Linked DNA regions of Homo sapiens: region 2 is linked to region 1. Evidence: chromatin loops called from intact Hi-C (ENCODE). Cell type or tissue: PC-9. All regions are shown on one strand.

Evidence for each region. Peaks named below come from ENCODE experiments on the same cell type or tissue, not always from the same donor. Only the 100,000 strongest peaks of a DNase experiment are listed, where the experiment ranks them.
Region 2: it touches region 1 in a loop (7-fold over the local background); 3 of 110 quality-filtered maps call a loop at or near these places.

What each region holds. Positions count from the first base shown.
Region 1 is chr7:45,256,786-45,264,785 of GRCh38, reverse strand. LOC107986736 (a long non-coding RNA gene) reads left to right here and starts at 4,722. Exons shown (of 2, transcript XR_001745014.1): 1 at 4,722-5,250; 2 at 6,394-6,751. In PC-9, CTCF peaks have their summits at 4,357 and 4,575 (motif pointing right); no DNase peak of the experiment used is centred here; H3K27me3 peaks cover 5,988 bases.
Region 2 is chr7:44,853,092-44,861,091 of GRCh38, reverse strand. No RefSeq gene overlaps it. Among named protein-coding and RNA genes, the nearest start is that of H2AZ2-DT, 8.6 kb to the right of the region's middle. In PC-9, CTCF peaks have their summits at 2,462, 3,785 and 3,989 (motif pointing left); DNase peaks (open chromatin) are centred at 3,961 and 7,481; H3K4me3 peaks cover 1,054 bases.

The DNA.
Region 1 (8,000 bases):
CATTCCCCCAGGGTCCTCCTTCCTACAATTAAAACCCCTTACAAATAAAATGTCAGCTGTGATATATTACATATATATGGGGTGGGAAAAAATCAGTCTCAAAAGGTCATATAGCATAACATTTCATTTACAAAACGTTCTCAAAGTAACTAAACTATAGATATGGAAAGCAGATTAGCGGTGGCCAAGGGATAAAAAGGAGTGGTGTTAGGTGTAGGCATGAACAGATACGGTAGCACCAGCTGTTTTGTGGTGATGTGCACTGCTGTATCTTGATTGTGGGGGTGGTTACATAAATCTACACTCATGACGAAACTACATAGAACTACTGTAGTTCTCTGTGTTTGCAGAGAACTACACGTACACACACAGGCACACACACACACACCATGCACATAAGTGCAGCTTTTAAAAAATGGTGAAAACTGGCAGGGCGCAGTGGCTCACACCTGTAATCCCAGCACTTTGGGAGGCCAAGGCGGGTGGATCACCTGAGGTCAGCAGTTCAAGACCAGCCTGGTCAACATAACAAAATCACGTCTTTACTAAAAATACAAAAATTAGCCCAGTGCAGTGGCAGGCACCTGTAATCCCAGCTACTCGGGAGACTGAGGCAGGAGAATCACTTGAACCTGGGAGGCAGAGGTTGCAGTGAGCCGAGATCGAGCCACTGCACTCCAGCCTGGGCAACAGAGCGAGACTCTGTACCAAAAAAAAAAATGGTAAAAACTAAATAAGGTCTATAGGCTAGTTAACAGCAATGCACCCACATCAGTTTTCTGGTTGTGACAATGTACTGCTATCCATAGTTGTGCAGATGTAACATTAGTGACTTAGCTACATAAGGTATCACAAATGTGGCAGGTGGGCGAAGGGTACACAGGACTCTGTATTTACTTTTACAATTTCCTATGAGTCTATAACTATTTCTAACTAAAATTTTTCACAAAAGAATAACAGACTTCCATATGGCAAAAGACATTATAAACACATGATAAATCGGGAACAAATATTTGTCATGAGATGACAGAGGGTTAATATCTATAATATATAAGAGCTCTGTTGTATTGATATGGAAAAGTCAAAATGGAGAAAGGATAAGAAAAGAAATTTACAGAGGAGCAAATCTGAACAGCTAACAAATGTGAAAGGATGCTCAAAATTACTAGGGACATTAAAATTTTAAAAGAATGAGATATCACTTTAAAAGAATTATACTAGTAAAAATACAAAAAGTGATAACACCCACTAAGTGACAATCCAAGGAAGATGGTACCCTCATGTATTGCTGGTAGGAATGCAAGTAACACAGCCTAGCTCTACGGCTATAGATTTTAACTTTCTGAAATGCACATATATCGGGGGAAATTCAGCCAGATACAGGTGAAATTCACCCCCGATATTTCACGTAGGTTCTTTTCTATATTCCCTAAGTGTCGGCCAGTCTGAGAAATAAAGGGACAGAGTACAAAAGAGAGAAATTTTAAAGCTGGGTGTCCGGGGGAGGCATCACATGTCGGCAGGTTCCTTGATGCCTCCTGAGCCGTAAAACCAGCAAGTTTTTATTAGTGATATTCAAAAGGGGAGGGAGTGTATGAATAGGATGTGGGTCACAGAGATCACATGCTTCATAAGGTAATAGAGTATCACAAGGCAAATGGAGGCAGGGCGAGATCGCAGGACCACAGGACCAGGGTGAAATTAAAATTGCTAATGAAGTTTCAGGCACGCATTGTCATTGATAACATCCTATCAGGAGACAGGGTTTGAGAGCAGACAACCGGTCTGACCAAAATTTATTAGGCAGGAATTTCCTCATCCTAATAAGCCTGGGAGTGCTACGGGAGACTGGGGCTTATTTCATCCCTACGTCTTCGGCCATAAAAGACGGCCACCCCTCAAAGCGGCCATTTTAGAGGCCTACCCTCAGGAACACATTCTCTTTCTCAGGGATGTTTCTTGCTGAGGAAAATAATTCAGTGATATTTCTCCCATTTTCTTTTGAAAGAAGAGAAATATGACTCTGTTCCGCCCGGCTCACCGGTGGTCAGAGTTTAAGGTTATCTCTCTTGTTCCCTGAACATTGCTGTTATCCTGTTCTTTTTTCAAGGTGCCCAGATTTTATATTGTTTAAACACACATGCTCTACAAACCATTTGTGCAGTTAACGCAATCATCACAGGGTCCTGAGGAGACACACATCCTCCTCAGTTTACGAAGATGATGGGATTAAGAGACTAAAGTTAAGACAGGCATAGGAAATCAAAACGGTATTGATTGGGGAAGTGATAAGTGTCCATGAAATCTTCACAATTTATGTTCAGAGATTGCAGTAAAGACAGGCATAAGAAATTATAAAAGTATTAATTTGGGGAACTAATAAATGTCCATGAAATCTTCACAATTTATGTTTTTCTGCCATGGCTTCAGCCGGTCCCTCCGTTCAGGGTTCCTGACTTCCAGCAACGTTTTAACATGTATCATAAGATTTTGGACTGTCCCGAAGAAATAACAGCACCAGTAGATAAAGGCATATTTATGCATGAGACATTGAATGCAAAGCTATTCCGATGGCAAAAACCTGGAAACAAAGTGAACGCCCTTTAGTAGGCAGATGGCTGGATCAATCATGGTAGCACATTCCCACTGTGGGTTATTATTCAGCCATTAAAGACTATGAATCGGTGGTACCAGGTTAGCCTAAGGATTTCTACTAGGGACAGCTGAATGGGGAGAAATGCTGTAAGGTAATACACAAGTCAATAGGAAACTGGAAAGGGACATCCACAATGTTTTTGACATGAGTCACCCTGGAAGCAAAAAGGAGGAGGGAGAGGAGAAGAAGGCGAGGAAGAAAAAAATAAATTATCATCTGAAAATTATTTAAAATAAATACGTTTTTAAAATGTTGTGTGACCACATGTGCGTATTTAAATGAAATGATGTATCTAAGTGGGTATGTGCACAAATAAATTAAAAGTAATTGTAAAACTTGGACACCTGAAAGTCCCCCAGCCTTTTCTGCTGACCAAGGCCATGGGCCTGGCTCTGTCTCTTCCATGGCTCCCTCCCTCGTGGTCTCTCCTCTCTCCCAGGCAGCAGAGGCCCTACTCTTTGGCAGGCTTGCTTCACTGTTTCTAGGTTCTCTCTGCCCAACCCATGCCCTCTGGACTGTGCCTTCTACCCTCTTAGTTACTCTCCTAAACAGAGTTAGTTCACTCCCTAAGAGAAATTATCCCACTAGCTGACAAAAATGAGCAGTTGACTCACCCTGCCCCTCAGTCTCTGTGTGCCTCCGTGTCACTGTTTGGAAAGGGAGAGATTAATAACAGCCATGTTCTGCTGTGGGGAGCTAGAAACACAGTCCACTGCCTGTCCTAACAAAGTCCTGGGACACTGGGCCTGACCCCACTCCCTTCACTCCCTCTTCTCTCCTCAGCTATGCATCTCCCACAGTTTGTCAGGATGAGAGGCCTTGTCACCTGCTCCCAGATATCAGGTCCTCCCCGGCAGCCTGTACCCAGCATGTAGTTCCCACAGAGCCCACCTCCACCACTACCCCCTGAAATGCGCAAGTCAGCTCCCTGGGGACAATAATCGCTGATCAGCCCGTGTCTCCCAGCTTTTTCTAATCTCCTTAGCACATCTTTTTAAAGAAATGTATTTAAAACTTTCTACCAGTAACTTAATAATTCGAGGCCTTGCCTTCCTGAGGAATTTGCATTTTAATGAGAGGCAGTGCCCTTAGCCCAATAAACAAGGTGAGGCCCAGCCTGGTCACCTCCCAGATGTGGAGAAGGAAACATGGGGTTCACATGAGGAGTTTCAGGACCCAAACCAGCAAATGGCGAACCACACCACTCACCTGGGCCTGGCTCTGCGGTATAGAGGCTTGGGATCTGCATTTGCCAGACCATCCAGAAAGCCGGCTTCCTCGCTTTCCCTTTGTTTTTCTGCTCTTGTAGCTTATAACCCGTCTTGCATTTGCCTAAAGGGCTCAGAGCTTTCTCAAGGTCATTAACTCGAGTCATAGCCGAGCTCACAGGGACTGGAAGGACCATAGCCACACAAGGACCCCCTACTCCAGCCCTGGTCCCCAGCTCAGTCCTCCCAGGAGGAGCATCAGGCTGTCCCAGGGCTTCTTTGAGGACTCCGGGGTTATGGGAGGAGCCCTGGGCTGAAAGTCAGGGGATGAGGGCCCCATGCATGGTCTTAGCCCTAACTCTCCCTGAATGTGCAAAGCCCTTTTCCCTGTCCCTCCTAGTCTGTGAAATGTGTAAGGGTATGGGCAGGTGACACTGGGTCCGCAGGTCCCCAGGCCCCTCCAGCTCCTGTCTCTACAATGCACCAGGGACGGGAGCGCTGGAGATGCTCTGAATCAAACCTAAGCAGATCTATGAGACAACCCGGTTCACTCCTCAAAGGCATGGCCCTCCTTTTTACATGCTTAAGACAGCAACCAGCCCCTTCATCAGTGAGAAGAAACTGCCCTTTGAGGTTTGAAGAGCAGGGTCAGGGTCTTCCACCCTCAGCGCACCCATTGGGCGAGTTCAGTGTCTGCAGTGCAGCGCGCCGCCGGCAGGGGGCGGCAGACGCCAATCCACGGCGTTCGGGACGCGCCAGAGATATTGGGTCCGTGCAGGTGGCTTGGTTTGGGGACCTCAAAGATGCATCCTGCTAACCCGGATCTGATTGCGCGCGCATGCACCGTCTCACCGCGTACTTCTGCTCCCTGCACCCTGCCACAGCCACAACCAGCGCCTGGAACGCAGCTGCTCCTTATTTGTTGAGTGGATGAATGAATGAATGAACGAATGGCGGTGGAAGTCAGAACACAATTTGGTGTGAATAAGGAGTTCCGGTTGAGAATATCTGAAGATGCCCCTCCTACCTTGCTCTGTGGCCCTGCGCAAAAGCAAAACCTCCCTGCCAGGCCATCTGCTCCGAGCTGGCGTCCGGGAAATCAGGGGCCCCTCCTATCTTGCGCTGGTGTCCAGGTACACCCTCACTCCTCCACTACAGGGTCCTTCTGTTGGAGCAGGAGGGAACCGCAGCCTGGAAGGGTGGGTGTGAACCATGAACCCAGATGACCAAGCCAGTGGAGGTGGCACAGGCAGTCCCCAAGGAAGGGGACACGTGTGTCCCGAGGTCAGAACTGAGAAGCTCTTCAACTGCCACTGCATGTTTCTAACTTCTAGAAACCATCAGGATGGATCTAATTTCTCATGTGGAAACTGGGGCTCTGAGCAGGTGAGTGGCCTCACCCACAGTCACACTCAGCTCGCAGCCCTCCTTGCCGTCTTCTATTTGCAGGGAATTTTCTAGGGAGCAGCAGGATGGACATTCACCAGAGGCGCCCATGGGGGCCTGGACAGTCCCCCCAGTTACCTTACATCTCCACTCTCCTGGGAGGAGCAGGCAGGGGCCACTGAGATCCATGGCGGTGGGTGGGGCTGGGTGCTCAACCCCATTTTGGGGAGGGCAGGATGTGGGGAGCAGGGAGCAGCTGGGGCTCCAGGCATTGTCTCAGGCACCTCCATTCCTTTCCCCACATGCAAGGTCATCTTTCTGTTGAAGTCCCTGCATGAATGAGCAGGACACCTCCCTACACAGAGGAGACACAAGGGAAGACAGGAGCCTGCTCACGGGAAAGGAGTGGTTTCCCCACCATCCAGACATGTGGGTCCTGGTGAGCTGTTTGCATCCAAAAGCCAGAGCTCTGCAAACAGCTCACCGGCTAGACAGCAGAGCACAGATGTGGCACATTCAGGTCAGGGCATACACTGATTGCCATCCTCTCCCATCCCTGGCTGCCCTCCACCTCCACACCACCCTTCTGGTGCCAGCTTTTCCTGTTCCCAGTCTGGGGCCTCTTCTCTCACCTCCTCACACTCCATCCTCAGTTCCAAATGCACCTCTATGTGGACGACCCCTAAATGCTTACCTCCAGCTGAGACTTCCCCCTTAATGCCATTTCATGTTTCCAGTCTGTCTGTAACATCTCCACCTGGGTGTCTGTAGGCTTCTCTCACCAGTCATATGCAAAACAGCATCCGGGCTCCCCATCCTCCCCCTGACCTCAGCCTCCCTGAGGACTCCTGTGGGCACCCCCAGCCTCCTTTGGGATACCTGTGACATAAAAATACTAAGAAAAAAATGCCTTTTCACTCTCACTTTCTCCCAAGTGGAGCTTTCTGGCACCTCCATGACTAATGGAATGGAACGGTTGCTTTGTATTCCTATTTTTTAAATTCCTTTGTTTGGATTTCTTATGTTAAACATGGAGAGACATATACACAAAAGTTCCTTGTCCCCTCAATATTTTTAAGAACACCAAGTGCAAATGTTTCAGAACCACTGTTTTAAATCCCATCATCTTCCTTCACCTTCCAGCACTTTCCTTCTCACTCAGAGGAGAGATAACCCAGCACCCTGCAGGAGCCCAGCAACCCCCATGGCCTGTGTCCTCTGCTTCTCCTGCTTTCGGCCTGGTTGAATGCATCACTGAGGATTTTCTATTGGTTCCTGGAATTTAGTGTGATTGTGTCTACCATTTGTGGTAGACTGTTGCTTGGACAGTTATCCTGTGGCATGTCAGAAGAGTCCTGGCGTCCAAAGATGTGACTAGGAGCAGAATAATGTTTTCCAATGCATGGACTAAAACCCTTACGATTTGAAAGGCAATGGAGTTGTGATATTGTGACATGTGTGTTTCTTCATTATGCATTAAATACAACGAGATCCAGCAGAATGTGTAGCAAGCACCGTAATTTCATTTTATTTTATTTTATTTTTATTTCACTTTAAGTTCTGGGATACATGTGCAGAATGCGCAGGTTTGTTACATAGGTATACATGTGCCATGGTGGTTTGCTGCACCTATCAACCTGTCATCTAGGCTTTAAGCCCCGCATGCATTAGGTATTTGTCCCAGCGCTCTCCCTTCCCTTGTCCCCCAACCCCGACAGGCCCCAGTGTGTGATGTTCCCCTCCCTGTGTCTATGAAGCACCGTAATTTTAAAGCACTGGTGAGAAACCATATTTCAGAGTATCTGCCGTAACTGTAATTGGATATGGAACTATCTGTGATTTCTCTTGGTGACAAAGTCACAGGAGCTGGTAATAGCACTGTCACTACCCCTAGGGCAAGTATTAAGGACAGTAAGCATACCTTCACTGCCCACCTGGTGGGCTGGAGCCAACTGGAAACAGGCCAGTTTGATAGAAAATGTGTATGTGTGTGCATGTACATGTGTGTCTCTGTGTGTCCACATGTGTGCATGTGGGTCCATGTGTATGTGTGTGGCTGTGGGTATGTGCATGAGTATGCATGTGTATGTGCATGTGTGTGCATGTGTGCACATGTGTGTCTCAACTCTGCCACTGGTGAGGTGCACTGGAAACTCTGGAGCCTGGCATGCAGCCACAGCTGGACTCCTTCCCACCTACACACCCCCTCCATGGGCAGCTTCAAGTGTGCAGAGCAGACACATTTACCCAGAAGGACACACCAGGGACAAAGAGGAAAAGAGAGACAGGCTTCCTGACCCTCCAGAAGGAAGGGTTGCACGGGAGGAGCAGGGCCACCACTTGCCCCAGGCAGGTCTGGAAGGAACCAGGTCTGAGGGCTCATACCATCCCTGCTCCTCATGTCATCAGTCAGTCATAGCAGGAGAAGCCAAGGCCTCTCTCCCAATTCTGTAACTCCAAAAAGAGCTAGCTCCAGGTTCTCAGGCCCAGGCGTGGAGGAAGAGAGCAAGAGAACAGTTTCTGTACATCAGCAGTTCTCTGTCCTGCTCATCTGCTAGTCTTCACCCTAAAGCTTGGGTCCTCAGGGGCGGCTGGGCCCTCAGGAGAGACTAGCAGTGCCATGAGGCAGGCTACTCCCAAAGCCAGCCACCACTTCTTCATGACTCCTCCTGGGACTAGTTAGCTTCCATCCACAGAGGGCTGTGAAGTGGGTATGAACAGGGCATTACTGAGACTCTGTGGCCACCTGT
Region 2 (8,000 bases), 400 kb after region 1:
TTATTTTACCAACTAAAATAGAAGATGTAGTAGCCAAATTTTAACAAGTTTTGAGTAACTAACCTACAAAATTGCTGTGATAAAGTAGATGTTGAATCTAAAAAGCACTTCGGCTCACACCTGCAATCTCAGCACTTTGGGAGGCTTAACTGGGAGGAACGCTTGAGGCCAGCCTGCCTGGGCAACATAGCAAGACTTCATCTATATAAAAGAAATTTTTTTGTAATTAGCTAGCATTGTGGCAGGCATCTGTAGTCCTAGCTAATTGGGAGGCTTAGGCAGGAGAATCATGTGAGCCCAGGACTTCAAGGCAGCAGAGAGCTATGATTGCACCACTGCACTCCAGCCTGGGCAACAGAGAGAGACCCTGTCTCAAAAAAAAATAATAATAAAAATAAATAAATTTTTAAAAAGCACTTCAGCATGGCAGGTTTTGCCCATCATCCTTTTTAGAAATGTTTAAGCCTTTGAAAATCAACCTATCCTATACTGAAATTTTTGATAAATGAAGCCTCTAAATTTTGGTAGTATTTTATTGATTGATTGATTGATTGATTAAGGAGTTTCACTCTTGTTGCCCAGGCTGGAGTCCAAGGGTGTGATCTCAGCTCACTGCAACCTCCGCCTCCCGGGTTCAAGCGATTCTCCTGCCTCAGCCTCCTGAGTAGCTGGGATTGGAGACGTCCACCACAACGCCCAGCTAATTTTTTGTATTTTTAGTAGAGATGAGGTTTCACCATGTTGGCCAGGCTGGTCTCCAACTCCTGACCTCAGATGAGCCACTTGCGCCCAGCTGATAGTATTTTATTTAAAATCAATTGGGAACCTTTCATCTGAGCATTGAATGAATAGAATGATAAGAAACTTCGGCCAGGCACGGTGGCTCATGCCTGTGATCCCAAGCACTTTGAGAGGCCACGGCAGGTGGATCACGAGGTCAGGAGTTCGAGACCAGCCTGGTCAAGAGACCAGCCTGGCCAATATGGTGAAACCTTGCCTCTACTAAAAATACAAAAATTAGCTGGGCATGGTGGTGGGTGTCTGTAATCCCAGCTACTTGGGAGGCTGAGGCAGGAGAATTGCTTGAACCCAGGAGGTGGAGGTTGGAGTGAGCTGAGATTGAAACATTGCACTCCAGCCTGGGTGACAGAGTGAGACTCCGACTCTGAAAAAAAAAAAAAGAAAGAAACTTCAGGCCGGGAGCAGTGGCTCAGGCTTGTAATCCCAGCACTTCAGGAGGCCAAGGCAGGCAGATTACTTGAGGTCAGGAGTTCAAGACCAGCCTGGCCAACATAGTGAAACCCAGTCTTTCTTAAAAATACAAAAATTAGCCAGGCACAGTGGCAGGCACCTGTAATTCCAGCTACTCAGGAGGCTGAGGCAGGAGAATTGCTTCAACCTGGGAGGTGGAGGTTGCCGTGAGCTGATACCATGCCACTGCACTTCAGCCTGGGTGACAGAGTGAGACTCCATCTAAAAGAAAAAAAAAAAAGGAAAGAAAGAAACTTCGGTTTATGAGCCCTTACTAAGTTGCAAAGTGTTGAGAGCAATACTTGCAAACAGGAAGACATTAGACTTGATCCCTAGCAGGGAAAGCTTGAAAAAATAATGATAAATCACTCTGAAATACCTTGGCTTATGGAAAAAATCTTGTAATGCAACTTTTTTTTTTTTTTTTTTTTGAGACAGGTCTTACTCTGTCACCAGGCAGGGGTGCAGTGGCACGATCTTGGCTCACTGCAGCCTCAACCTCCTAGGCTCAGGTGATTTTCCCACCTCAGCCTCCAGGGTAGCTGGGACTATAGGCAGGGACCACCACCACACCCAGCTAACTTTTTGTATTTATTGTAGAGATGGGGTTTCGCTATGTTGCCCAGGCTGGTCTTGAACTCCTGGGTTCAAGCAATCCTCCCACCTCAGCCTCTCGAAGCAATGAACTTCCATTTTTAATTGGATAAATGTATATTCTGGCCAGGCGTGGTGGTTCATGCCTGTAATCCCCGCACTTTGGGAGGCTGAGGCTGGCAGATCACGTGAGGTCAGGAATTTGAGACAGCCTGGCTAACATGGCGAAACCTCGTCTCTCCTAAAAGTACAAAAATTATCTGGGTGTGGTGGCGCATGCCTGTAATCCCAGCTACTCTGGAGGCTGAGGGAGGAGAATCACTTGACCCTGAGAGGCAGAGGTTGCAATGAGCTGAAATGGCAGCCACTGCACTACAGCCTGGGTGACAGAGTAAGACTCTGTCTCAAAAAAAAACAAAAAACAAAACAAAAAAAACCCATTATATTCTGTACTGGAATGGAGTGAAATTGAGAGGGCTTACTATTTTGTAGCATATAAATTTGATGAAACAGGCTGGGTGGGGTGGCTCACGCCTGTAATCCCAGCACTTTGGGAGGCCAAGGCGGGCGGATCACTTGAGGTCAGGAGTTTGAGACCAGCCTGGCCAACATGGCAAAACCCCGTCTCTACTAAAAATACAAAAAAATTAGCTAGGCATGGTGGCGGGTACCTGTAGTTCCAGTTACTCAGGAGGCTGAGGCAGGAGAATCGCTTGAACATGGGAGGCAGGGGTTGCAGTGAACTAAGATCCTGCCACTGTACTCCAGCCTGGGCGACACAGTGAGACTCTGGCTCAAAAAAAAAAAGGAAAAAAATATATACAAGTTACATTTCTGCAAGAGAAAAAAAAAGTTTCATTTTCCATTTGTGCATTGCTAGTGGATAAAATAGGTAATGCATGCACATTGTACAAATTCTAGTGACCCAAGTTTTTTTTAAAGAAACAATTTTCTTGTAAAAACATTTGTTGCCAATTTACTTTAAATTTACTTCAACATACCCAGTTGAAAATGGGGCAAAATAAATGAGAATATAAAATAAAGTAAAAGAGGCCATGAGATATTATTGTAGCTGAGTGATGCCAGGTTCACTGCACTATTTGTTTTACTTTCATATGAGCTTAAAGTTTTTGATAAGAGAAAGTTTAAAAACAAAACAAAACAAAATCATATGCTGTATCAGTCAACATTCATTCAGGTTCCAGAAAATACAATGTTTTTTTGTTTTGATACAGGGTCTCACTCTGTCGCTCAGGCTGGTCTCAAACTCCTGGGCTCAAGGGATCCTCCTACCACCAACTCCGCCTCCCTAAGTGCTGGAATTACACACATGAGCCACTGTGCCCAGCCCATCACTTATCTGAACAGAGACAATATAAGATATCATTAACTGGGTATAATATTGTTAACTACTAGGGCCAGGCGCGGTGGCTCACACCTGTAATCCCAGCACTTTGGGAAGCCAAGGCGGGTGGATCATGAGGTCAGCAGTTCGAGACCAGCCTGGCCAACATGGTGAAACCCCGTCTCTACCACAAATACAAAAATTAGCTGGGCGTGGTGGTGGGCGCCTGTAATCCCAGCCACTGGGGAGGCTGAGGCAGAAGAATCATTTGAACCCAGGAAGCAGAGGTTGCAGTCAGCCGAGATCTCGCCATTACACTCCAGCCTTGGTGACAGGGTGAGACTCTGTCTCAAAAAAAAAAAAAAAAAAAAAAAAAAATATATATATATATATATATATATATATATATAACTATATATACTATATATAACTACATATATGATCATATATCTATAGTTAACTACTAAAGGGTAAAAAGAGAACTCTAAGGTGTCATGGAGGTAGCAACTAGCAGCTACCTTGAAAAAATCAAAGGGAAAATCTTAGAAACCTAGAGAAAGGGACCTCTAGAGCTGCAACTCAAACCTCTGAGGAAGGAGCCGGCTGGTGCTGGTGAGGGGGTTAGAGACAATTAGGCTGGCTTTTCAAGAGTTGGAAAAACTGAGTCAGCTGCTGCTACCTAACGAACTGCTCCAGCCAGAGTGAAGTCCTGAATAAGTGACACTCAGAGAAACAGAAAGCGGACTGGAGGGCGCCTTCAGTCTTTCCATTTCCCTCTAGTTCCCCCTATTGGCAAAGCCTAGCAGGGAAGCAAAGGCAAAGCAGAAGTGTGTTTTGCAGAGTCCCAGGCATCACAGCTGAGTATAGAAGGGTGGGTGCATCCTGATTGACCTCATTTAGAACTGGCCAGGCTTGGGCCAGGCTCACTGGCTCACGCTTGTAATCCCAGCACTTTGGTAGGCTGAGGCGGGCGGATCACAAGGTCAGGAGATCGAGACCATCCTGGCTAACACGGTGAAACCCTGTCTCTACTAAAAATACAAAAAAAAAAAGTCGCCGGGTGTGGTGGCGGGCACCTGTAGTCCCAGCTACTCCGGAGGCTGAGGCAGGAGAATGGCGTGAACCCGGAAGGCGGAGCTTGCAGTGAACCGAGATGGCGCCACTGCACTCCCGCCTGGGTGACAGAACGAGACTCCGTCTCAAAAAAAAAAAAAAAAGAAAGAAAAATTGGGCAGGTTCTGGCTCATGTGAGTAGCTGCCTTGCCACTGCAATCTGCCCTAAACCTTTCCAGGAATTTTTACAAAATAATAGTAATAATAATAATACAGTCATGTGCCACATAGGGCATTTATTTGTGGCCCCATAGGATTACAATGAAATTGAAAAATTCCTATTGCCTAGTGACATCATAACCATCTTAGCCATTATAACCTCTTAGTGCCAGGCATTACCCACGTTTCTGGTGATGCTTGTGTAAACAAACCTACTGGCTGCCAGTTGTATAAAAGTATAGCACTTGCAATTATGTACAATATATAATTGCTAATGATAATAAAAAACTATGTTACTGATACTTTTTTTTTTTTTTGAGACAGAATCTTGCTCTGTGGCCCAGGATAGAGTGCAGTAGTGTTATCTCGGCTCACTGCAACCTCCACCTCCCAGGTCCAAGCGATTCTCCTGCCTCAGCCTCTTGAGTAGCTGGAATTATAGACGTGTGCCACCATGCCAGCTAATTTTTGTATTTTTAGAGAGACAGTGTTTCACCATGTTGGGCAGCTGGTCTCGAACTCCTGGCCTCAGGTGTCTGCCAGCCTCGGCCTCCCAAAGTGCTGGGATTGCAGGCATAAGCCACCGCGCCCAGTAGTTACTGGTACTTTTTATCAATATTTTATTTATTTTTATTTTTTATTTTTTGAGACAGAGTCTCGCTCTGTCGCCCAGGCTGGAGTGCAGTGGCTCGATCTCAGCTCACTGCAACCTCCGCCCCAGGTTCAAGCGATTCTCCTGTCTCAGCTCCCCCGAGTAGTTGGGACTACAGGTATCTGCCACCACGCCCGGCTAATTTTTGTATTTTTAGTAGAGACGGGGTTTCACTATGTTGGCCAAGCTGGTCTCAAGCTCCTGACCCCAAGTGATCCGCCCACCTCGGCATCCCAAAGTGCTGGGATTACAGGCGTGAGCCACCACGCCTGGCCCTTTATCATTATTTTAGAGTGTACTCCTTCTACTCATAAAAAAAGAACTGTAAAACAGTCTCAGGCAGGTCCTTCAGGAGGGATCCACAAGAAGGCATTGTTATCACAGGACATGACAGCTCCATATGTGTTAATGCCCTTGAAGACATTCCAGTGTGACAAGATGTGGAGCTGGAAGACAGTGATATTGATGATCCTCACCCTGTATAGACCAAGGCTAATATGTGTGTTTGTTTCTTCATTTTTAACATACAAGTTTTTAAAAGTGAAAAAACAATTTTTTTTAATTAAAAATAGACCAGGTGCCATGGCTCACGGGTCTGTAATCCCAGCACTCTGGGTGGCCAAGAGGGGAAGGATCACTTAAGTCCAGGAGTTGGAGACCAGCCTGGGCAACATGGTGAAACCCCGTCTCTACAAAAAATACAAAAATTTGCCGGGCCTGGTGATCTGTGCCCATAGTCCCAGCTACTCAGGAGCCTGAGGTGAGAGAATCACTTGAGCCCAGGAAGCGAAGATTGCAGTGAGCTGAGATTGCGCCATTGCACTGCAGCCTGGGTGGCAGAGTAAAATCCCTTCTCAATAAAAAGCAAAAAGCTTACAGAATATGGATATGAAGAAATAAAACATTTTGTGCAGTCATACAAGGTATTTGTGTTTTAAGCTAAGTGTTTTACAAAAACTCAAAAAAATTTTTTAATGTAAAGGTTTATAAAGTTAAAAAGTTATGGTAAGCTAAGGTTAACTTATTATTGAAGAAAAATATTTTTATAAATTTAGAGGAGCCTATGCACACTGTTCATAGTCTCCAGTACTATACAGTATAAAGTCCTAGGCCTTCACATTCATTCACCACCCACTCACTGAATCATTCAAAGCAACTTCCAGTCCTGCAAGCTCCATTTATGGTAAGTGCCCTATACAAGTGTACTATTTTGTATCTTTTTTGGGGTTTTTGTTTGTTGGTTTGTTTTTTGAGACAGAGTTTCGCTCTTGTTGCTCAGGCTGGAGTGCAATGGCACGATCTCGGCTCACTGCGACCTCTGCCTCCCAGGTTCAAGCGATTCTCCTGCCTCAGCCTCCCCAGTAGCTGGGATTACAGGCATGTGCCACCACACCCAGCTAATTTTTGTATTTTTAGTAAAGATGGGGTTTCACCATGTTGGCCAGGCTAATCACGAACTACTGACCTCAGGTGATCTGCCCACCTCAGCTTCCCAAAGTGTTGGGATTATAGGCATGAGCCACCCCAGCCCAGCCTTGTATCTTTTATACTGTATTTTTACTGTTCCTTTTCTATGTTTAGGTATACAAATACTTACCATTATGTTACAGTAGTATTCAGCACTAGTAACATGCTGTACAGATTTGTAGCCTAGGAACAACAGGCTATGCCATATAGCTAGGTGTCTAGTAGGCTATATATACCATCTAGGTTTGTGTAAGTACACTCTATAATGTGAGCATGATGATGAAATTTCCTAATGACACATTTCTCAGAAGGTATCCCCATCAGTAAGCAATGCATGACTGTACTTTAAAAAGGAGAATTTGGCTATCCTTTACAAAAGTAGCCAAAAGAGGCCGGGCGCGGTGGCTCACGCCTGTAATCCCAGCACTTTGGGAGGCCAAGGCGGGTGGATCACGAGGTCAGGATATCGAGACCATCCTGGCTAACACGGTGAAACCCCGTCTCTACTAAAAATACAAAAAAAAATTAGCTGGGCGTGGTAGCGGGGGCCTGTAGTCCCAGCTACTCGGGAGGCTGAGGCAGGAGAATGGCGTGAACCTCGGAGGCGGAGCTTGCAGTGAGCCGAGATCGCGCCACTGCACTCCAGCCTGGGCGACAGAGCGAGACTCCGTCTCAAAAAAAAAAAAAAAGGAATAGCCAAAAGAAAATTTCTGTCTCTTACAGTCTTTGTGATATTTTGAAGAGCACTGCAGCATTAAAATGGAATTTAAAAGTGAACACAGGGATAAAAAGCTCCTGCAATCTATGTATAGTAATCTTTAAGTCTGAAGTCTCTAAATGCTAACACACTTCACTGTATCAGCAACACCTCTGCAGAGGTGAAACTGATGACTAAGGGCAAGGATGGGAGGAGTTTGTGTGTCTGTGTGTATGAGTCTTGCTCTCACTCAGGCTGGAAGGCAGTGGCACAATCACAGCTCATTGCATCCTTAAATTCCTGGGCTCAAGTGATCCTTCTCCCTCAGCCTCCTGAGTAGCTGGGACTACATGTGCACGCCACCATGCCTGGCTTATTTTCTTAATTTTTTTATTTTTTGAGACGGAGTCTTGCTGTGTCGCCCAGGCTGGAGTGCAGTGGCGCAATCTCGGCTCACTGCAGGCTCCGCCTCCCGGGTTCATGCCATTCTCCTGCCTCAGCCTCCCGAGTAGCTGGGACTACAGGCGCCCGCCACTACGCCCGGCTAATATTTTGTATTTTTAGTAGAGACGGGGTTTCACCGCGTTAGCCAGGATGGTCTCGATCTCCTGACCTCGTGATCTGCCTGCTTCGGCCTCCCAAAGTGCTGGGATTACAGGCGTGAGCCACCGCGCCCGGCTTATTTTTTTTATTTTTCACAGAGATGTGGGTCTCACTATGTC